3 separate regions of the Homo sapiens genome follow, and all the other regions are linked to region 1. Evidence: read pairs that join two places in POLR2A ChIA-PET (ENCODE). Cell type or tissue: OCI-LY7. All regions are shown on one strand. Links, peaks and the distances in the headings refer to the core of each region. The heading gives the core; the rest is flanking DNA.

Region 1 (7,640 bases), core at 1,776-6,775:
TCTAGGGAGAGGTAAACGAGGGGAGGAGAGATCAGTCAAGGATGACGTGAGGGTTTGCTGGGAGCACCAGGAATCCTGGAGAAGGTAGTGGCAAGAGGGTGCAGCAAGCTCAGCTGGGCGGGGATCAAGTCTGAGGACTTAATGTCTCCTCTGATCTCCAGACCCATAAGGGAGATGCTGAGTAGACAACTGGGGCTTATGGGTCTGGAGTTCAGAGGAGAGATCGGGAAGGTGTCCATTTGGAGTCATCCACGCAGAGATGTGTGAAGGCTGCTCAATGATTTTGAGGTTTAAAGAAAAAAAGAGATGTGAAACCAGGGGCCCTGATGAGGCTGCCCAGGTGGTAAGGAAGACAGAAGAGAAGCCATGGGACAGCTGAGCCCGGGCACCCTCAAGCCTTGGAGGCATGAAGTTTGGTGGGGATCTGGCAAAGAACACCTGGGAGCAGCCAGCGGGCAGCAGACCCCAGAGTAGCAGGGAAGACAAGCACTTCAAAGAGGCAGCGTCAGCCAGGGGCAGTGGCTCAGCTGTAATCCTAGCACTTTGGGAGGCCAAGGATGGCAGATCACCTGAGGTTAGGGGTTCGAGACTAGCCTGGCCAACATGGTGAAACCCTGTCTCTACTAAAAATAAAAAATTAGCCAGGCATTGGTGGTATGTGCCTGTAATCCCAGCTACTCGAGAGGCTGAGGCAGGAGAATCTCTTGAACCCGGGAGGCAGAGGTTGCAGTGAGCCGAGATCATGCCATTGCACTCCAGCCTGGGCAACAAGAGCGAAACTCCGTCTCAAAAAATAAAAAAGAAAAACAAAAATTAGCCAGGCGTGGTGGTGAGTGCCTGTAATCCCAGCTACTTGGGAAGCTGAGGCAGGAGAATCGCTTGAACCCGGGAGGCGGAGGTTGCAGTGAGCTGAGATCGCACCACTACACTCCAGCCTGGGTGACAGAGCAAGACTCCATCTCAAAAAAAAAAGAGAAAAAAAAGACTGGGCACAGTGGCTCATGCCTGTAATCCCAGCATTTTGGGAGGCCAAGGTGGGAAGATCACTTGAGCCCAGGAGTTCAACACCAGCCTGAGCAACATGGCGAAACCCTGTCTCTACCAAAAATACAAAAGTTAGCTGGGTATCGTGGCTCACACCTGTAATCCCAGCTACTTGGGAGCCTGAGGCAGGAGGATCGCTTGAACCTGGAGGTGGAGGTTGCAATGAGCCGAGATCACACCACTGTACTCCAGCCTGGGCGACAGAGTGTGAAACCCTGTCTCGAGAAAAGAAAAAAAAAAAAAAAGACAAATGGTTTAATCATCCAGCGCACATTTATTGAGCACTAGCTGGGTCCAGGCCTGAGTGAGGTGATGTGATTGTGTGCAGTAAAGAAAATGCCACCCCTAGCAACTGGTGTGCTGAAGACCACGCGTGCTGCTGCCTGTGGGGAGAGGCTTGACAGGTGCATCTGAGCAGGGAGAGCAGGCCCCATGGAGGAGAAACCAGGGAAGAGGGTTGGCAGGCACAGCTGCATGCCTCTGGGGTGCCTATCCTGGTTGGGACCCTGCCTTCCAGCCAGGTGTATCCCCCCAGGAGCCCTGTGCCAGGGAGCTCTCAGCAGCCTTGCATGCAGAGCCAGGGCTACTGCCCACACCTGCTGCCCTCCTGGAGATGGAAAGGCTTTGCTCAAGCAGCCAAGAACAGGGCTTTCTGGATCTGCAGATGCCCTGGCTCCAACCCTGGAGCTTCTGATTCCACAGAGCTGGGCTGCTTCCTCCTGGCCCCGGCCCCTGACCCTTGCCCTGTACCCCAGCCTTTGACGACCCCTATGCCCTGGTGGTGCTGGCTGAGGAGGAGCTGGTGGTGATTGACCTGCAGACAGCAGGCTGGCCACCGGTCCAGCTGCCCTACCTGGCTTCTCTGCACTGTTCCGCCATCACCTGCTCTCACCACGTCTCCAACATCCCGCTGAAGCTGTGGGAGCGGATCATTGCCGCCGGCAGCCGGCAGAACGCACACTTCTCCACCATGGTAGGTCTGGCCCTGGCCCCAGCCCCAGCCCCACCGCAAGCCAAACTCTCCCATGGACTTCTTGGTCTCTTTTTCTAGGAGTGGCCAATTGATGGTGGCACCAGCCTGACCCCAGCCCCACCCCAGAGGGACCTGCTGCTCACAGGGTAGGGTACTTTGATGCTACCCCACCTCTTCCCAGTAGGATATGTGGGGTGGGAGCAGAGCCCTGAGGTGGACGAGCCAGCCCCTGGGCATCCCGGCTGGCATCCCTCTCACGCCTGGCAGGTGGGTTCTGCCCACAGGCACGAGGACGGCACGGTGCGGTTCTGGGATGCCTCGGGTGTCTGCCTGCGGCTGCTCTACAAACTCAGCACTGTGCGCGTGTTCCTCACCGACACGGACCCCAACGAGAACTTCAGTGCCCAGGGCGAGGACGAGTGGCCCCCACTCCGCAAGGTGAGGCCAGGAGCCTGGGACCCAGGAAGGGCAGAGGCCAGCTGGGTCCTGTCCCCGTGGCTGCTCACAGGGCCCCTCCCCTTCTCCAGGTGGGCTCCTTTGACCCCTACAGTGATGACCCCCGGCTGGGCATCCAGAAGATCTTCCTCTGCAAGTACAGCGGCTACCTGGCTGTGGCAGGCACGGCAGGGCAGGTAGCAGGCTGGGCTGGGGAGGGGGAGCTGGGGAGGAGTGGTCGATGACTGGGGACAGCAGGGACAGGAGCCAACCACCTGCCTAACGCACATTCTGTGTCCTTTGCTTTTCCGGTGGATGGAGGTGGCTTGATCCCCTTGGCGGGAGGTCCCTGGGATGGTTGTTTCTTCTCCAGAAATCGGAATTAAGGGCTGGGCCGGGCACGGTGGCTCATGCCTGTAATCCCAGCACTTTGGGAGACCAAGGCAGGCGGATCACCTGAGGTCAGGAGTTCGAGACCAGCCTGGCCAACATGGTGAAACCCCATCTCTACTAAAAATATAAAAATTAGCCAGGCATTTGTGGCTCGTGCCTGTAATCCCAGCTACTGGAAGGCCGAGACAAGAGAATCACTTGAACCTGGGAGGCAGAGGTTGCAGTGAGCCGAGATTGTGCCACTGCGCTCCAGCCTGGGCAACAGAGCAAGACTTGTCTCAAAAAAAAAAAAAAAAAATGCAGGAGAGCTGGGGTTGGACAGAGGCCTTTGTCCTTCCTTGAGCCTTGGGCCCAGCTCCTTTGCTGTCCCCACTAGTAGCATCCTGCGGCCCTGCCGTCCCTTTGCTGAGGGCTTGCTGAGCCACCTGCCACCCTGCGCAGGTGCTGGTACTGGAACTGAATGACGAGGCAGCGGAGCAGGCTGTGGAGCAGGTGGAGGCCGACCTGCTGCAGGACCAAGAGGGCTACCGCTGGAAGGGGCACGAGCGCCTGGCAGCCCGCTCAGGGCCCGTGCGCTTTGAGCCTGGCTTTCAGCCCTTCGTGTTGGTGCAGTGTCAGCCCCCGGCTGTGGTCACCTCCTTGGCCCTGCACTCTGAGTGGCGGCTCGTGGCCTTCGGCACCAGCCATGGCTTTGGCCTCTTTGACCACCAGCAGCGGCGGCAGGTCTTTGTTAAGTGAGCAGGGGCGGCTGGGTCCCGGGGCTGGGAGTGGGGCCCGCGAGGACTCCCAGGACCTAGCAGCACTGACAGCCTGCCATCCCCCCAAGGTGCACACTGCACCCCAGTGACCAGCTGGCCTTGGAGGGCCCACTCTCCCGCGTCAAGTCCCTCAAGAAGTCCTTGCGTCAGTCATTCCGCCGGATGCGTCGGAGCCGGGTGTCCAGCCGGAAGCGGCACCCGGCTGGCCCCCCAGGAGAGGTGAGGCCTGAGGTGAGGCTGCGGCCGGCCACGCACCCAGGTTCGGCTCAGAGCAGCCAGCAGGGGGGCCACACGGCCCCTGCTCCCCAGGCTTGCTAGGCTACAAACAAGATTCAGGGTCCAGGTCGCATTGTGTGACCTCAGACAGGTCACGCTGCTTCTCTCTGCCTCAGCTTCCTGAGCAGAAAGGCAGTAACTGTAATGCTTATCCTAGAAGTAATCCCCAGTAAACGTTAGTGATTTCCTTTTTCTCTCTACAACATGCTGGGGGCCCAGGCAGGCTCCCCCAAGGGCACCTCCCTCTTGGACAAGGGTCCCTCTAGACGCAGGCCTGGCAGGTGGCTGGCATGGCTGTGGCCTGCCTTCCGATGCAAGGATCAGCACTGAGCGAAGCACTGTTCCTGGGGAGGGGAGTCCAGAGCTGACCCTTAGGCTGGCCCACCCCTTGCAGGCACAGGAGGGGAGTGCCAAGGCTGAGCGGCCAGGCCTCCAGAACATGGAGCTGGCGCCTGTGCAGCGCAAGATCGAGGCTCGCTCGGCAGAGGACTCCTTCACAGGCTTCGTCCGGACCCTGTACTTTGCTGACACCTACCTGAAGGACAGTGAGTGGCCAGCCTGGGGTTGGGGGGCAGGGGGTAGTGGGCAGCAGACACCCCCTGACCTGGGGGCATGCCGGGGGCTGCTGCCTGCCTGGCTGGTAGGAGCTAAGAGGTTTCCCCTTGTGAGCAGGGGCAGACTGCAGCCCCTGCCTGCTTACTCCCCTCCCCTGCCTCAGCCTCTGAGTCAGCTTCCCTTGGCTTTATATCCAGGCCGTAGCACCCTTTAGAAGCATGGCCTCAGACCCATCACTTAGCCTTTCAGGGCCTCAGCTTGCTTCTCTGTAAATGAGGAAGTGACAGCTTCCTCCTAGAGCAGCTGTGACGATCGGGGACAGCAGAGCCTGCTGGTCTCCAGATGACGTGTCTCTCCCTGGCTGGTTCTCCCCTGCTGTATCACAGCAAGGGCTGAGCTGACCTGGGATTGGGGTCTTCTATGTTGGGGCCTGTGTGGTTGTCAGAGAGCCTTCCAGCCTCTCCCAGGAGGGAAAACCTGGGAGTAAACCCTGGTTGCCCAGCTCCACCCGACTCCCACGCTAAGGGTCAGACACCCAAACATGGCTTCTCGGCAGGCTCCCGGCACTGCCCCTCGCTGTGGGCTGGCACCAATGGGGGCACCATCTATGCCTTCTCCCTGCGTGTGCCTCCCGCCGAGCGGAGAATGGATGAGCCTGTGCGGGCAGAGCAGGGTGAGTGCTGGGCAGGGAGAGCAGAGGGTGCTCGGGCTGCCTGGGCTGGGTCCAGGGAGTGGCTCCAGCCCTGCCACCCCCTCACCAGCCCCAACACCCACCTCCTCCCCCTAGCCAAGGAGATCCAGCTGATGCACCGGGCGCCGGTGGTGGGCATCCTGGTGCTCGACGGACACAGCGTACCCCTTCCCGAGCCCCTCGAAGTGGCCCATGATCTGTCGAAGAGCCCTGACATGCAGGGAAGCCACCAGCTGCTCGTCGTATCAGAGGAGCAGTTCAAGGTGCCACACGGGCAGCGGCGGGTCTCCCTGGGACTCCCCGGGACATCCAGGAGGCTCGGACCTTGGGCAAAAATGATGGCTGGGACTCAGTCTTGTTTGCAGTTGGTGTCTGAGGGGCTGCAGAAGTACAGGAAATAAGTGAGGGGGGAGTCTCGTGTGAGGACACTGAGGCAGGACAGGGGGCCAGGCGCGGTGACTCATGCCTGTAATGCCAGCACTTTGGGAGGCCAGATCACAAGGGCAGGAGTTCGAGATCAGCCTGGCCAATATGGTGAAACCCTGACTACTAAAAATACAAAAAAAAATAGCCCGGCATGGGCCAGGCGCGGTGGCTCATGCCTGTAATCCCAGCACTTTGGGAGGCCGAGGCGGGCAGATCACAAGGTCAGGAGATCGAGACCATCCTGGCTAACACGGTGAAACCCCGTCTCTACAAACAAATGCAAAAAAATTAGTTAGGCGTGGTGGCGGGCACCTGTAGTCCCAGCTACTCAGGAGGCTGAGGCAGGAGAATGGCGTGAACCCAGGAGGCGGAGCTTGCAGTGAGCCGAGATTGTGCCACTGCCCTCCAGCCTGGGCGACAGAGCGAGATTCCGTCTCAAAAAAAAAAAAAAAAACCAGCATGGTGGTGGACGCCTGTAATCCCAGCTCTACTCGGGAGGCTGAGGCAGAAGAATTGCCTGAGGCGGAGGTTGCAGTGAGCCGAGATCACACCACTGTACTCCAGCCTGGGCGACAGAGCAAGACTCCATCTCGGAGGAAAAAAAAAAAAATCCAGATAGGGAAGTCGGTGACCTCGGCATCCTCCCAGGCCATGTCTGTGCATCTGAGAGCCAAGGGTTTGTCAGGACACCGGGAGGCATGTGGGGAGGGGAGGGCCCAGCAGCAGCAGCACAGGGCAGGAGAACTGGTTTGGCCATGGGCATGAACAACCACCCCACGCCCCCAGGTGTTCACGCTGCCCAAGGTGAGTGCCAAGCTGAAGTTGAAGCTGACGGCCCTGGAGGGCTCAAGAGTGCGGCGGGTCAGCGTGGCCCACTTCGGCAGTCGTCGAGCCGAGGACTACGGGGAGCACCACCTGGCAGTCCTTACCAACCTGGGCGACATCCAGGTGGTCTCGCTGCCCCTGCTCAAGCCCCAGGTGCGCTACAGCTGCATCCGCCGGGAGGACGTCAGTGGCATCGCCTCCTGCGTCTTCACCAAATATGGCCAAGGTGTTTGAGCCGGGCTGGGTGGGTGTCGGGGCCCCGGGCACTGCACGGACGGGAAGGGTGGCCAGGGGTGTTGTGGCCACGGCCAGACTGGATGGGCCTTAAGCGGAGAACTGCGAGGGAGCACTAGCCCCTACTCCCCCAGGTGGGGAGGCAGCCTTGGCAGCCGCCAGGCCAGGCCGCTAGCATTGCCCCCACTCCCCAGGCTTCTACCTGATCTCACCCTCGGAGTTTGAGCGCTTCTCTCTCTCCACCAAGTGGCTGGTGGAGCCCCGGTGTCTGGTGGATTCAGCAGAAACCAAGAACCACCGCCCTGGTAACGGTGCGGGCCCCAAGAAGGCCCCGAGCCGAGCCAGGTGAGTGAAAGGGCCAGAGGCCTCTCCCGCCCCTCCCGCCCCTCCCTGCCCTCTCTGAGATACCGAGGCTCCCACTGCTGCCTGGCTGGAGGCACCTCCCCACGAGCTCAGCCCACCCTCCCAGGCTCCGGCTCTCCTTGCCTCTTTGCGTGCCCCTTGCCCCTGTGCAAGCTGGCAGTCCAGGGCAGGACTCAGTTTACCTCCCAGGCTCTCCGGCTCAGGACAGGCTGCGCCATTGACTTGTTCTTCATGGGACCAGGGCTCTCAGAGCCGGGCAGGGAGCCCGGGGGCCCTGGTCCTCACTGTCTCTTCCCCCACAGGAACTCAGGGACTCAGAGTGATGGCGAGGGTAAGACAGGCCTCCTGGGCTCATGCACACCTGGGCCACACCCGGCCCAGACCTGGGGCTGGACGGGAGGGAAGGGTCCCGAGTGAGCAGGTAGTGTTTGGGCTGGGAATAGAGACGGCATTCCTTCCAGCCCTGGGCCCTGGGCTTCCACATCCTGACCTCAGTAAGGAGAGAGAGAGCCAGGCCGAGGAGGGCCCAGGCGGGGCGCCCTGACCCGGCCTCTACCTTCCAGAGAAGCAGCCCGGCCTGGTGATGGAGCGCGCTCTGCTCAGTGATGAGAGTGAGTTGGGTGGGAGAGGGTGGGGCTGGCAGGAGGGGTGGGGAAGGGGGGTCAGG
Region 2 (7,640 bases), core at 2,526-7,525, 84 kb before region 1:
GCAGCATGTGCCTGTAGTCCCAGCTGCTCGGGAGGCTGAGGCAGGAGAATTTCTTGAACCCAGGAGGCAGAAGTTGCAGTGAGCTGAGATTGCGCCACTGCACTCCAGCCTGGGCAACAGAACGAGACTCTGTCTCAAAAAAGAAAAAAAAAAAAGCAAAGAAAATTAGCTGAGTGTAGTCCCAGCCACTCCATAGGCTGAGGCAGGAAGATCGCTGGAGCCTGAGAGGTGTAAGCTGCAGCGAACCATGCCCACGCCACTGCATCCAGCCTGGGCAGCAGAGCAAGACCCTGTCTCAATTTAAAAATATATATATATGTATGTATGTATGTATGTATGTATGTATGTATGTATGTATGTATAACCTGGAATTCCCTTCATCCCCAGAAATTTTGGTTCAGTAGGTCCGGAGTGGAGCCTAGACATCCACCACATTTTTAAAAGCTGTGGTGTCTAAGATTTTGGGCTGACAGTCCCGATTAAGGTGAAGCCTTGACTAAGCTGCGGAATGCCTCGGGTTGTTCCTGTTGCTGTTTCATTGGGATCATTGCATTCATTCATTCATTCATTTATTCATTCATTCATTCAGCAAGTATTCACTGAGCTTGTGTGTGCCATGCACTGTCTCAGCAGTTGGATGGTGAGGGTGTGTGGAAATGGAAGAATTCAGAGCCTGTTTTTAAGGAATTTGCAGTCTGGCGGGAGAGCCAGCTGTGTCAATCTGTGATTACAGTTCTGTAAGGTGCAGGCTGCAGGCCAGGTTGCCCAGGACACCATTGACATGTAAACCTCCCCTGAAGTGCAGCCCTGGGTTTTGGGAAAATGTCCCAGAGGAGGTGATGTTTGAGCTGAGTCTTGAAGGAGAAGCAAGAGTTGACTGGGGTGGGGCACGTGATTCTCGCTGGGAAACACATCAAGTATGTGAACATGAGCTGAAGGGGCTCGGCTCGTGTCAGGAGGAGCAGGAAAGGAGGCCAGGGAGGCTGGCACATCTGAAGGGTCTCCAGGAGCACACACAAGAATCGGACTTGATTTTAAGGGTAAATAGGTCATTTGACCAACCAGGCAGGCCCTGCTCTGGCCAAGGTGTTCCAGTGGGTTTGGAAAAGTTAGAGACAGTGTGGGGTGGAGTTTGGGCAAGCATAAGGCCAGGGTCAAGAATGTTCTAGAGGTGATTGGGTGAGACAGTCACTGTGAGAGGAAAGGTGACTCTGGCAGTAGAGCCAGGTGGCAAGTTCAAGTTTTTTTCTTTTCTTTTTTTTTTTTTTTGAGACAGAGTCTAGCTCTGTCACCCAGGCTGGAGTGCAGTGGCGTGATCTTGGCTCACTGCAACCTCTGCCTCCCGGTTCAAGTGATTCTCATGCCTCAGCCACCCAAGCAGCTGGGATTACATGCATGCACCACCATGCCCAGCTAATTTTTGTATTTTTAGTAGGGATGGGGTTTCACCATGTTGGCCTGGCCAGGCTGGTCTCAAATGCCTGACCTCAAGTAGTGCACCCATCTCAGCTTCCCAAAGTGCTGGGATTACAGGCGTGAGTTCGGCCCGAGTTCAGGTTTTTGGACACATTGACTCCTAGGTCCCTGTGAAGCAGCTGTAGGCCCGTTCAGCAGACGGGTCCACATTCAGGGTAGCGGTCAGACTTGAAGTAAAATAGGAGTTGTAGGCTTGTTGGTGGCAGGTGACTCTGTGACTGTGGATGAGGTTGCTCTGGAAACCTACAGAGGTTGGTAACGTGTCCTAGGTGGCCTATGGGGTAGACGGATGGGGAAGAACAGTCAGAGTCAACGGAGAAAACAGGAGAGAAGCCAGGAATGGGGGAGTCCTGACAGGGAAAGGCTGGGCCACAAGGTCGCCTAAGATGATGTGGTTGGTCCCTGCGTCGTCGGGGCCTACACTGTCCACACCTTGTCCCATTCATCCTTGGTGAGATGGGAGTGTGCCTCTGCACAGTCCTGCCCTGGGAATAGCTGCCTTTTTTTCTGTTATGTCCTTCCTAATGTTTCAGTGTTACAATATCCTCTCTTTCATGAAATGGTAGTTATAGAAGATGGTGGGTTTTTTCCCTCCCTGCCCCTTTCTTCCGTCCCTCCCTCCCTCCCTCCCAACCTCCCTCCCTCCCTGACAGAGCTGGAAGGTTTTTTTCCTTCATGTCTTTCCTAGGAACAGTGAAATGCTAGCATCTCTTTTTTGTTGTTGTTTTTTTGAGACAGGGTCTCATTTTGTCATTTAGGCTGGAGTGCAGTGGCACAATCACAGCTCACTACGACCTTGACCTCCTGAGCCCAAGCAATCCTCCTGCCTCAGCCTCCTGAGTAGCTGGGTGCATGCCACTATGCCCAGCTAATTTTTTCTTTCTGATTTTTTGTACAGATGGGGTTCCTCTATGTTGCCCAGACTAGTCTTTAACTCTTAGGTTCGAGTGATCCACCTGCCTCCACCTCCCAAAGTGCTGGGATTACAGGTGTGAGCCACCACGCCTGGCCAAAAGATAGCATCTCTATGTTAGTTTCCCTCTCTCCATTTAAAAAAAGATATATTTTAGGCCAGGCACAGTGGCTCACGCCAGTCATCCCAGCACTTTGGGAGGCCAAGGCGGGCAGATCACTTGAGGTCAGGAGTTCAAGACCAGCCTGGCCAACATGATGAAACCTCGTCTCCACTAAAAGTACAAAAAATTAGCCCGACATGGTGGTGTGTGCCTGTAATCCCAGCTACTCGGGAGGCTGAGGCGGGAGAATCACCAGAACCCGGGAGGCAGAGGTTGCAGTGAGCCGAGATCGTGCCACTGCACTCCAGCCTAGGAGACTAAGCAAGACTCTATCTAAAAAAAAAAAAAAAAATTGTCCATGCAATCAAAGACTGGCCCCCTTGCAATAAATTGGGAGATCAGTGGTGAGCACAGCCTGGGTGGGCAGGGAGCTCGCCAGGGGCAGTGGGGAAAGTGAGTTGGGGAACATGGAATAAAAGAAAAAGTTGTTTTGTTTTTTAATTTGGCTGTAAAGAGTAGGGTAGGAGGCTGTGCACTTGAACAGTTTGTAATTTGGTGGAGATGGACATGGTCACACCTTGAGAGGCCAGAGCTGGTAGGGGAAGAGATGTGAGGATCCCAGAGGAGGGGAAGGATGAAGGGCCAGGGAAGGGGAGGGTTGGGGCCCGCGTGCCTTGCATAGCCTTGGCCTGGCAGTGACGCCCAGCGCCTCCTGCTTGCCTGCAGGGCGAGCCTCCCTCAGCCCTGGGCCTGTCCACGCGGAAGGCCCTCAGCGTCCTGAAGGAGCAGCTGGAGGCAGTGCTGGAAGGACATCTCAGGGAGCGGAAGAAGTGTCTGACGTGGAAGGTGAAGCTTCTTCTCGGGGCTACCAGGGCCTGGCTGGGATGGCAGGGAAGTGTGGGAGGCCCCTTCTCAGGACTCTGATGTACCCTGTCACCCTGGACAGTGTGACCCAACTGAGGCCTCATGAAATATCAGAAAGAAGCCAAGGTTCCCCTCAGAGTGGCTCCTGAGCCTGCTTGCTGCAGGAGCCCAACAGGCTGGAGCCCAGCCGAGGTCAAAGAGAGGGGACCAAGGCGGCCATGGGGGCTGGGAAGGGTGCCGGGGGAGGCAGCCAGATTGGAGTGGGACAGGCCTCTCATTGTCCCCTCCCTGTCCGAACTTCCCAGGAGGTGTGGAGAAGCAGCTTCCTCCACCACAGTAACCGCTGCTCCTGCTTCCACTGGCCGGGGGCCTCACTCATGCTACTGGCCGTGCTGCTGCTGCTGGGCTGCTGCGGGGGACAGCCAGCCGGGAGGTGTGCGCCCAGGGGCTGCTCCCCAACCTCTCCAGCTGTGCTGTCCATCCTGCCGCGGCACCTGGGACAGACCAGGGCTCTTGGGGGCTGTCACCCCCAAGCTGCTCCTGGGATGTAAGGGAACCTCCTCAGTCCCTTGAATGGGGTCAGAGGCCTAGCTGGTGTCAGGGCACCAGAACGGGACAGTCTTTCCACAAGGGACTGGGGTGGGAAGGGGAGCTGTGGCCTGGGGGCTGCTGGGTGGGCGAGCCCTCACTCCCTGTGGGTGCGGCCTCTCTTTCCTCCCACCAGCCGTGGGGTGGGGCTGGTGAATGCCTCGGCCTTGTTCCTGTTACTGCTTCTCAACCTTGTGCTCATCGGGCGGCAAGACCGGCTGAAGCGTCGGGAGGTAGAGCGGAGGCTGCGAGGGATCATTGACCAAATCCAAGGTGAGGTCAAGGGCAGGCATATTGGTGGGAAAAGATGACCGGACATATCAGAGCCCTGAGGGCTCCCCTCCTGCACCCCAGCACAGACGGGTTGCCTGTGGCCAGCATTGCAGGGGCTCTTGTCATCTGGGGAGTTAGAAGGATGCCCACTCTCTTTTGAGCAGGGCAGTGAGAGCTGTGGGATGGTGGTGGGTGCCCAGGCAGAGGGCTGGGCAGGCAGGAAGGCCAACAGTGGCAGGTGGGCTTGCAGGCTGGCTCACGTTGGGAAACCAACAGGGAAGTCCTCTCACATGGCAGGAGGATGATTGAAGTTTTCTCGTTCAAGTCCATCTTGTCTGGTGTACTGTGCTGGGAGACATGGGAAGGTGGGCAGACATACCTGCAGGAATTGGGGTGGGGTAGGGGCCGGGAGCCTGAGATGGAGCAGCCCAGCTCCAAAAGGGAGGGGAGTGGCTTGGATTTCTGCTTGGCCTTTCATTCAGGCGGTGTTTATGAAGCTTGGCTGCGGATTGAGGGTTGTTGAGGCTCTTTTGAGGGACGGTGGCTCCTGCTGTCCAGGGGCATGTGGTGCTGTGGGAGAAGCAGCACCCACTCATGAGACCTTTCTCCAACAGACCTGGGCAGTGGACGTTTAGATGCTAAGTGAGTTTGTCCTTTCGTTCTGAGATGGTTAATTGCCACCATGTGCCAGGCACTGGGAGTGCAATGGTGATGGCAAAAGATGGGCCCTGCTTTCCGGAGCTTAGTCTCCTGCCCAGGAGCATCAGTGGCTCCCTTTTGCTTATGGAAGCCATCCCAGAGGCACGAGTGGCCTCCCAGAGCCTCCAACACAGGCTCACCTTCCTCTCCAGCCTCTTCTCTTCCTCCTCATTCTGATGCTGAAACTACTCACCAGTCCTAGGCCCACTGTGTATCAGCCTCTGCCTCTGTGCCTCTCTCCACTGTTCTCTGCTGGTGAGCTTCTCCCTCACTCATCTCCAGCTGACAAAACCATTCTTCCAGGCCCATCCCCAGTGCTTCCTCTTTCAGGAAGCCACCTCTGATCGCCCCAGCAAATCGGTTTGCTCCCTCTTCTGGACTCCTGCAGCACAGGGATCTTTGTTAATGCTTAGCCGTGTTTGCCTTGTTTGGCGTTATCTGTCCACATGTCTCATCTGCCCCACTGGGTTGTGGCTCCTTGAGGAGCTATGTTGTTGTCTCCACCTTGCACCCCTCACAGGCCCTCTGCAATGTTTGTGAAGTGTATCTGAATGGGATGGGGGTACAAAGAACGAGAGCTCCAGGTGTTGAGAGGAGGTAGAGGCTCTGGGGCTGGAGTGGCCGGGTAGGGCTTTATAAGGGAGGCATCCTTGAAAGCAGGGAAGTGTTGGAACGAGTGGAGGGGTTTGACGCAGACCTCCTGGGAGAGGAAGTGGGCAGACAGTGCTTCCGGAAGTGCTGCTGTATCTGACTGGGGGGCAGGGCCGTGGCTGAGAGGGTTGTTTCCCTCTTTCCATTCCCCTCAGATGCCCTCAGGGATGGCAGGGAGATCCAGTGGCCCAGTGCCATGTATCCAGACCTCCACATGCCTTTTGCGCCATCCTGGTCCTTGCACTGGGCCTACAGAGACGGACACCTGGTCAACCTGCCAGTCAGCCTGCTGGTTGAAGGAGACATCATAGCTTTGAGGCCTGGCCAGGAATCGTTTGCTTCTCTGAGGGGGATCAAGGTAGCTTGAGGCTTTCCTTCTCCCTTGGAAATGCGGTGGGAACATCCACAGGCAACGATGGGAGGGTCCCCAGACTTCATCCGGAAGCTTCCCGGCCAGCTTACTGGCTTTTTGGCAGAGGCTCTGGAACATCTTCCTCCACCCTGCTGTTCTTTTTTTTGAAACAGGGTCTCACCCTGTCGCCCAGGCTGGAGTGCAGTGGCACGATCTCAACTCACTGAAGCCTCTGCCTCCTGGGTTCAAGCGATTCTCCCACCTCAGCCTCCCCAGTAGCTGGGATTACAGGCACATGCCACCACACCTCAACTGGCTTATTTTTTATTTTTTGGTAGAGATGGGGTTTCGGCATGTTGGCCAGGCTGGTTTCGAACTCCTGACCTCAGGTGATCCACCTGCCTTGGCCTCCCAAAGTGCTGGAATTACAGGTGTGAGCCACCACGCCTGGCCCCCTGTGCTGTTCTTTATTCTCGCTAAAAGTCTAGTCCCACAGGCCCTGTCCCAGTGGACTCTGGGCTAACTGATGGCTCCTAACCCCAGCGAATGTCTGTACTTAGATGAATTGTCCAGGAAGAGTGGCCTCTGATAGGACCCTCTCGTTCCCACTCTCCCACTTGCTGCCGGCAGGATGACGAGCACATCGTCCTGGAGCCGGGAGACCTCTTCCCCCCCTTCTCCCCTCCACCCTCACCCCGGGGAGAAGTGGAGAGAGGGCCACAGAGCCCCCAGCAGCACCGGCTTTTCCGTGTCCTTGAGACCCCTGTGATTGACAACATCAGGTAGGGGTGCTGCCCCGCCTCCTCCTGTCCCTGGTGTCTTCTGTGAAGAGGGGAATGGGACTGACAAGGAAGGGGCCCCGTTCATCTCGAGGTTCTCTTGAGGGCAGGCATCTCCTTAGGCTCCTGTCCTTAACATCTTGTGAGAATTCTTAGACTGAGTGGTGCCCTCTCCCAGTCTCTACTCTGAGGGGACAGCTCTGGAGGTGAACACGGGCTAGGGCCAGGGCAGAGCGTGGAACTGCAGGACTCACGGTGCTTGAAGAAGCGGTATCTGGCAGAGAGGCCCAGAATCCTCCCAAGGTGTAGGTTTCTAGCCTCTCTGCCAAGTGAGACTGACAGTCACTTCTTTCTGCAGATGGTGCCTGGACATGGCCCTGTCCCGACCAGTCACTGCCCTGGACAATGAGCGGTTCACAGTGCAGTCGGTGATGCTACACTATGCTGTGCCCGTGGTCCTGGTGCGTGTGGCGGGGCTGTGCGGGGCTGCATGGGGCAGAGGAGAGGGCTGGACACGGGGGGGTCTCAGGGCCACTCACATGAGCGGGAGTGAATGCAGAGGGTCCCAGAGTGAGCCAGCCTGTGGAGTAGCAAAGGAAGGGGAACGGCAGTGCCTGGGTCCCTCTAGAGGGGCGGGGTCAAGGCTGTGCCTCTGCTGTTCCCAACAGGCCGGCTTCCTCATCACCAATGCCCTGCGCTTCATCTTCAGTGCCCCGGGGGTCACTTCCTGGCAGTACACCCTCCTCCAGCTCCAGGCAAGGACCACCCTGTCCTCTCTGTCATGCTTCCCTCCGACCCGCAGGGCTGGCTCTTCTCCTAGTACCCTGGCTGTCCCTCCCTCTCTGCAGCCCAGAGGTCCCCTCACGCTTCAGCTTAAGAACACCTCTTTCCAGCTGGGCGTGGGGACTCAGGCCTGTAATCCAAGCACTTTGGGAGGCCACG
Region 3 (7,640 bases), core at 832-5,831, 130 kb before region 1:
GTTGATGCTTGCGGCTGTAGTGTTTACCCTGAGATAATGTTGCAATGAAATATCTCATTTTTATTATTATTTTCATATCACTCTAGTATATTGACATTAGAAACAAAAGACATCATTCTATTTACAGCATTCTAGTTTTAGTAGTGGTATTTCCATCTACAAAATATAGTAATCCTTGGCCGGGCGCGGTGGCTCATGCCTGTAATCCCAGCACTTTGGGAGGCTGAGGTGGGCGGATCACCTGAGGTCGGGAGTTCGAGACCAGCCTGACCAACATGGAAAAAACCCATCTCTACTAAAAATACAAAATTAGCCTGGCGTGGTGGCACATGCCTGTAATCCCAGCTACTTGGGAGGCTGAGGCAGGAGAATCGCTTGAACCTGGGAGGCGGAGGTTGCGGTAAGCTGAGATTGCACCATTGCACTCCAGCCCGGGCAACAAGAGCGAAACTCCATCTCAAAAAAAAAAAAAGTAATCCTCGATCGCTGAAAATGTCAAATCCTAGAAAACATAGCATTCCTACAAGTGATGTTAACATGTTCTCAAACAGTTGTTGGCCAAAGATTCATTTGATGAATTTGATTTTTCTGAAATAGATGATTTGGATGATTCAGACAGTTCTGATATTAGTTCTGTTTAGAAATAAATCCAAGAACAGTTTTTATATTTTATTTTCACATTGAAAATCAATCAGATGGCTGGGCACGGTGGCTCACGCTTGTAATCCCAGCACTTTGGGAGGCCGAGGCAGGCAGATCACAAGTTCAGGAGTTCAAGAACAGCCTGGCCAACGTAGTGAAACTCCCTCTCTACTAAAAATACAAAAATCAGCTGGGCATGGTGGCGGGTGCCTGTAATCCCAGCTACTCGGGAGGCTGAGGCAGGAAAATCGCTTGAACCTGGCAGGCGGAGGTTGCAGTGAGCCGAGATTGCGCCACTGCACTCCAGCCTGGGTGACAGAGCTAGACTCCATCTCAAAAAAAAAAAAAAAAAAATCAATCAGATTTCCTTCAGCCTCAAAGAGCATGTTTATGTAGAATTAAATCAGGGCTGGCAGCGAGCTGCACTTTTTTCTACTAAACAGGAAAAGGGTTAAAAAAAAAGACTCTGGCCTCAGTTTTTTCATCTCTGAAATGGAGATGATAGTTATTATATAAAGCACTTAGAACAGTGTGTAGTACATAGTAAGCCCTACATAATGGTTAACTATTACTGATATTATTATCATTACTGATATGTGTCTCCTAGGACACCCCTTAGCTGGTTTTAAGGCCCTCAAAAAGCTGAGTCAAAAGAATGCTTAGAAAGCACAAAGTCAGAAGTACGTGGACGTCCTTGTGGGATACTGCATCAGACCTTGGAAAGCCCTTCATTCTCTCATCTGTCAGTTATATGAATATGTGCCAGGCACTGCTCTTAGTGCTGGGAAAACAACAATGACCAAAATAGACACAATTTCCTGCTCGTATGAAGCTTTTATCTTAGTAGAGGAAGACTGAAAATGAACAAATAAACAAACAAAAAAATGGAGCAGGCGGAGATCAATATTCCGAAAAAACAAAAAGCAGGATGGAAACCGGGGAGCACGTTAGGTTGAGAGTCGAGGGAGTCCCCTCAGAGAAGGGGACATTCTGATCCTGAAAATGTCCTGGAGAAGGGCATTCTGGCTGTGGGAATAGCTGCTGCAAAGGTCCTGAAGAAGGAATGCACCAGGTATGTGGCAGGAAAAGAGAGAAGGCCAGTGTGGCTGGAATGTGTTGAGCTTGGAGGCAAGGAGTGGTGGGAAGCAAGGATGAAAACATAGGAAAAGCCTGCAGGTCATATGTGACAGCTGACTCCACGAGGGCCTCCGGTGAGCCCTGCCTTATTTTATTAATTTATTTGTTTTTTGAAGACAGAATCTCACTCTGTCACCCAGGCTAGCGTGCAGTGGAGCAATCTCGGCTCACTGCAACCTCTGCCTCCCAGCTTCAAGCGATTCTCCTGCCTCAGCTTCCCAAGTAGCTGGGAATACAGGTGCGCGACACTACCACCCAGCTAATTTTTGTATTTTTATTAGAGACGGGGTTTCACTATGTTGGCCAGGCTGGTCTCGAACTCCTGATCTCAAGTGATCCGCCCGCCTCGGCCTCCCAAAGTGCTGGGATTACAGGCATGAGCCACCATGTCCAGCCAATCCCTGCCTCTTGGTGTTAACTCCCTGTGTGGTCCCCCTCCACATTGAACAGGGCTATCCTGTGTCCGATAGGATATTAGAGAAATGATGGGGTGTGGCCGGGCATGGTGGCTCACGCCTGTAATCCCAGCACTTTGGGAGGCCCAGGTGGGCAGATCACGAGGTCAGGAGATTGAGACCATCCTGGCTAACAGTGAAACCCCGTCTCTACTAAAAATACAAAAAAATTGTCCAGGTGTGGTGGCGGGTGCCTGTAGTCCCAGCTACTCGGGAGGCTGAGGCAGGAGAATGGCATGAACCCAGGAGGCGGAGCTTGCAGTGAGCCGGGAACTCCAGCCTGGGCGACAGAGCGAGACCCCGTCTCAGAAAAAAAAAAAGAGAGAAATGATGGGTTGTGACTTCCAGGGATAGATCCTAAGAGACATTGAGGCCTCCTCCTTGTTCTTGCTTGGATCATTTGCTCTGGGGGAAGCCAGAAGCCATGTCCTGAGGACACTCAAACAGCCCAGTGGAGAGTCCACATCATGGGAACTGAGGCCTCCTGTCAACACCCAGCATTAACTTTTCATGTGAGTGAGGCACCTTGGGTGTCCTAGCCCCAGCCAAGCCTTCCAATGACTGCAGCCCTGGCTGAGATCTTGACTTTAACCTCATGACCCCAGAGCCAGGATTAGCCATCAGAGCTGCTCCCAGATTCCTGACCCACAGAAACTGTCTGAGATAATAGATGTGTATTGTTTTTTTTAAACTCTCTCTCTTTAAATTTTTTTTCCTTTGCTTTTCCTGTAAGTCAGGAAACAAAGATACATGTATTTATTTACTTATTTTTTTTGAGACAGGGTCTCGCTCTGTCACCCAGGCTGGAATGCAGTGGCGCAATCTAGGTTCACTGTAACTTCCACCTCCTGGGCCCAAATGATCCTCCAACTTCAACCTCCCAAGTAGCTGGGACTACAGGCATGTGCCACCATGCCCAGCTAATTGTTGTAGTTTTTGTAGAGACAGGGTTTCATCATGTTTGCCAAGGTGGTCTGGAACTCCTGACCTCAGATAATCCATCTGCCTCAGCCTCCCAAAGTGCTGGGTTTACAGGCATGAGCCATCACGCCTGGCCCAGATTTGTATTGTTTACGGCACCAAATTCCAGGCCAATTTATTATGCAGTAATAGACTACCAATATACCATAAGGACTTGGGATTTTAGTCTAAGTATGATGGAATGCCATTTAAGGAGTTCATGCAGAGGAGGGTCATGACCTGACTTCTGGTGTGGAAAGACCTTCTGGCTACTGGGTGGAATCTGAATAATAGGGAGCTAGAGAAGAAGCAGGGGTCTAGTTAGGAGCTTTTTTTTTGAGACAGAGTTTCACTCTGTCACCCAGGCTGGAGTGCAGTGGCGCGATCTTGACTCACTGCAAACTCTGCCTCTCGGGTTCACACCATTCTCCTGCCTCAGCCTCCAGAGTAGCTGGGACTACAGGCGCCTGCGAGCACGCCCAGCTAATTTTTTGTATTTTTAGTAGAGACGGGGTTTCACCATGTTAGCCAGGATGGTCTCCATCTCCTGACCTCGTGATCCACCCGCCTCGGCCTCGCAAAGTGCTGGGATTACAGGTGTGAGCAACCACGCCCAGCCGGAGCTTTTTTTTTTTTTTTTTTTTTGAGATGGAGTCTTGCTCTGTCGCCCAGGCTGGAGTGCAGTGGCACAATCTCGGCTCACTGCAACCTCCAGCTCCCGGGTTCAAGTGATTCTCCTGCCTCAGCCTCCTGAGTAGCTGGGATTACAGGCGCCCACCACCACGCCTGGCTAATTTTTGTATTTTTAGTAGAGATGGGGTTTCACCATCTCAGCCAGGCTGGTCTTGAACTCCTAACTTCATGATCCACCCGCCTTGGCCTACCAAAGTGCTGGGATTACAGACATGAGCCACTGAGCCCAGCCTTTGTTTTTTTTTTTTTTGTTTTTGATTTTGAGACAGAGTCTCCCTCTATCGCCCAGGCTGGAGTGCAGTGGCATGATCTTGGCTCACTGCAACCTCTGCCTCCCGGGTTCAAGTGATTCTCCTGCCTCAGCTTCCTGAGTAGCTGGCACTACAGGCACATGCCACCACGCCCAGCTAATTTTTGGATTTTTAGTAGAGACGGGGTTTCACCATGTTGGCCAGGATGGTCTCGATCTCTTGGCCTCGTGATCCGCCCACTTTGGCTTCCCAAAGTGCTGGGATTACAGGTGTGAGCCACCACACCTGGTGTTAGGAGCTATTAAACTAGTACAACAGGTGTTGATGATGGCCGGGACCCAGGTTGTAGAGTTGGAAATGACAGAAGCGGACATATTAGGGTTATAATTGGAGTTAGAACCCACAGAACTTGCTGACAGATGAATATGGTAAGGGAGGCAAGGGAAGAAATCAAACATGCCAGGTTTTGGCTGAAGCAACTGGATATTCGGCGGTGCCGTTTCCTGCCAAGGGGAGGCGGCTGGGATTACCGGCACCATGCCCGGCTGTTTGTTATTTTTAAAGACAGTGTCTTACTCTGTTGTCTTGGCTAGAGTGTATTGAAGCTGTCATAGCTCACTGAGGCCTCCAACTCCTGCCCTCGAGCAATCTTCCTGCCTCAGCCTCTCAGAAAAAAGTATTTCTAAGATGGAGAAGGGTGGGCCAAAAATAGCTCTAACTGTTTCAGGAAGCATGTCTTGTTACCCTACAAGGCCCTGACCATTCACTGACAAAGAGTGCTTCTCTGCGCGATGTTTGACTGCCTCTCCAATACTCTCCATCCTGTTTCAAACAATGTGTCTCCCTCTGTAGATGAGCCAGTGTTCTACTGGACTGGGAGGAACCCAGCTACCTCCTCCCATTAGCGTACCTCCCATATTGAAGCAACTCAGTTTTTTATTATTTTTTGAGACGGAGTCTTGCTCTGTAGCCCAGGCTGGAGTGCAGTGGTGTGATCTTGGCTCACTGCAAGCTCCGCCTCCCGGGTTCATGCCATTCTCCTGCCTCAGCTTCCCAAGTAGCTGGGACTGCAGGCACCCGCCACAACACCCGGCCAATTTTTTTTGTATTTTTAGTAGAGACGGGGTTTCACTGTGTTAGCCAGGATGGTCTCAATCTCCTGACCTCGTGATCCTCCGGCCTCGGCCTCCCAAAGTGCTGGGATTACAGGCGTGAGCCACCTCGCCTGGCCCCAACTCAGTTTTAGAGAACCCCAGAGGCAGCTATATAAATATTGTTTAGGTACAGCAGGGGGCTTCTTTGGCCCTTATAGATCTAGACACTGTTACTTAAACCCTGTTCGAAAGACTTCTTTGAGGCCGGACGCAGTGGCTCACGCCTGTAATTCCAGAACTTTTGTAGGACAAGGTGGGTGGATCACTGAGGTCAGGAATTCGAGATCAGCCTGACCAACGTGGTGAAACCCCATCTTTACTAAAAATACAAAAATTAGCCAGGTGTGGTGGCAGGCGCCTGTAATGCCCCCTATTCAGGAAACTGAGGCAGGAGAATTGCTTGAACCTGGGAGGCGGAGGTTGCAGTGAGCCGAGATCACACCATTGCACTCCAACCTGGGCAACAGAGCGAGACTCTGTCTCAGAAAAAAAAAAAAAAAAAAAAGAAGACTTCTTTGCAGGATCATAGGATCATATGTTCTCATGGTTGCTTCTGGTTCCCATGAACTGGTTTACTTGAGGGACTCTCCCCCCATCCCATGGGTGTAGTTCCTTATCCAAGAGCACAGACTGAGATGTGAAACATACCCTTGCCACTTGTCACTAAACCAACTGCTCACACAAGGTTTCTATACATGTAGAGATCTCTGTAGGACAGTTGGGAAGATGCAGGGATTTACATCGTAGAAACGTGAGCAGCTTTCAATTCAGTGTCAGTGTTTTTTCTCCAAAAGTCCTCTGCCATTTCCACCGTTCAGGCTCCAGCTTCCTTACACATGGCTCAGCCTTCCTCTCTGCTCTCTCCTCTCTTTCTCTTCCAATTCTAAATTTTTGGTTCATTTTTAAAATGCATGCTGGGTGTGGTGGCTCACGCCTGTAATCCCAGCACTTTGGGAGGTCGAGGCGGGAGGATCTCTCGAGGTCAGGAGTTTTAGACCAGCCTGGCCAACACAGCAAATTGGAGTTAGAACCCACAGAACTTGCTCTACTAAAAATACAAAATTAGCCAGGTGTGGTGGCGCACGCCTGTGATCCCAGCTACTTGGGAGACTGAGGTGGGAGGATTTCTTGAACCAGGAAGGCAGAGGTTGCAGTGAGCCTAGATCACACCACTGCACTCCAGCCTGAGCAACAGAGCAAGACTCCATTTAAAAAAAAAAAAAAAAAAAAGCAGCTGGGCATGGTGACTCACGCCCTGTAATCCCAGCACTTTGGGAGGCTGAGGTGGGTGGATCACCTGAGGTCAGGAGTTCGAGACCAGCCTGGGCAACATAGTGAAACCCTGTCTCTCCTAAAAATACAAAAAATTAGCTGGGAGTGCTGGTGGGCACCTGTAATCCCAGCTACTAGGGAGGCTGAGGCAGGAGAATCGCTTGAACCCAGGAGGCAAAGGTTGCAGTGAGCCGAGATTGTGCCATTGCACTCCAGTCTGGGCAACAAGAGCGAAACTCCATCTCAAAAAAAAAAAAAAGCAGTCACTCCTCATTCTTCTCCCCACACCCCAGCCCCTGGCAACCATTTATGGCTGGGCATGGTGGCTGTCACCTGTAATGCCAGCACTTTGGGAGGCCGAGATGGGCAGATCACCTGAGGTCAGGAGTTCGAGACCAGCCTATCCAACATGGTGAAACCCCGTCTCTACTAAAAATACAAAAATTAGCCACGTGTGGTAGCGCGTGCCTGAATCCCAGATACCCGGGAGGCCGAGGCAGGAGAATCGCTGGAACCTGGGACATGGAGGCTGCAGCGAGCCAAGATCATGCCACTGTACTCTAGCCTGGGCAACAGAGTGAGACTCCGTCTCAAAAAATAAACAAATAAAAATAGGCCAGGCGCGGTGGCTCACGCCTGTAATCCCAACACTTTGGGAGGGTGAGGCGGGCGGATCACGAGGTCAGAAATCGAGACCATCGTGGCTAACATGGTGAAACCCTGTCTCTACTAAAAATACAAAAAATCAGCCGGGCGTGGTGGCGGGTGCCTGTAGTCCCAGCTACTTGGGAGGCTGAGAATGGCGTGAACCCGGGAGGCAGAGCTTGCAGTGAGCCGAGATTGCGCCACTGCACTCCAGCCTGGAAAACAGAGTGAGACTCCATCCCAAAATAAATAAATAAATAGATAAATGAATAATAAATAATAAAATAAAATAAAATAAAAACAGGCCAGGCATGGTAGCTCATGCCTGTAATCCCAGCACTTTGGGAGGCAAAGGGGGGTGGATCATTTGAGGTCAGGAGTTTGAGACCAGCCTGGCCAATATAATGAAACCCTGTCTCTACTAAAAATAC

Evidence for each region. Peaks named below come from ENCODE experiments on the same cell type or tissue, not always from the same donor. Only the 100,000 strongest peaks of a DNase experiment are listed, where the experiment ranks them.
Region 2: POLR2A ChIA-PET joins it to region 1 with 5 read pairs; 4 of 35 experiments call an interaction of 5 or more read pairs at or near these places.
Region 3: POLR2A ChIA-PET joins it to region 1 with 5 read pairs; 11 of 35 experiments call an interaction of 5 or more read pairs at or near these places.

What each region holds. Positions count from the first base shown.
Region 1 is chr17:75,566,677-75,574,316 of GRCh38, forward strand. LLGL2 (LLGL scribble cell polarity complex component 2) reads left to right here. Exons shown (of 26, transcript NM_001031803.2): 11 at 1,800-2,017; 12 at 2,096-2,163; 13 at 2,302-2,455; 14 at 2,545-2,649; 15 at 3,287-3,579; 16 at 3,672-3,822; 17 at 4,274-4,424; 18 at 4,991-5,107; 19 at 5,222-5,388; 20 at 6,338-6,602; 21 at 6,805-6,955; 22 at 7,276-7,304; 23 at 7,537-7,584. Among named protein-coding and RNA genes, the nearest start is that of MYO15B, 17 kb to the right of the region's middle. RefSeq lists enhancers at 213-362, 4,454-4,583, 4,694-4,863. In OCI-LY7, for the core only: no CTCF peak of the experiment used is centred there; a DNase peak (open chromatin) is centred at 4,715; H3K4me3 peaks cover 815 bases; H3K27ac peaks cover 1,316 bases.
Region 2 is chr17:75,482,210-75,489,849 of GRCh38, forward strand. It overlaps TMEM94 (transmembrane protein 94), which reads left to right. Exons shown (of 32, transcript NM_014738.6): 3 at 3,219-3,338; 4 at 3,662-3,789; 5 at 4,081-4,217; 6 at 5,723-5,925; 7 at 6,550-6,701; 8 at 7,057-7,159; 9 at 7,367-7,453. Among named protein-coding and RNA genes, the nearest start is that of MIR6785, 13 kb to the right of the region's middle. RefSeq lists an enhancer at 5,858-5,907. In OCI-LY7, for the core only: a CTCF peak has its summit at 5,275 (motif pointing left); DNase peaks (open chromatin) are centred at 5,322 and 5,642; H3K4me3 peaks cover 867 bases; H3K27ac peaks cover 1,385 bases.
Region 3 is chr17:75,439,530-75,447,169 of GRCh38, forward strand. No RefSeq gene overlaps it. Among named protein-coding and RNA genes, the nearest start is that of TMEM94, 13 kb to the right of the region's middle. In OCI-LY7, for the core only: no CTCF peak of the experiment used is centred there; no DNase peak of the experiment used is centred there.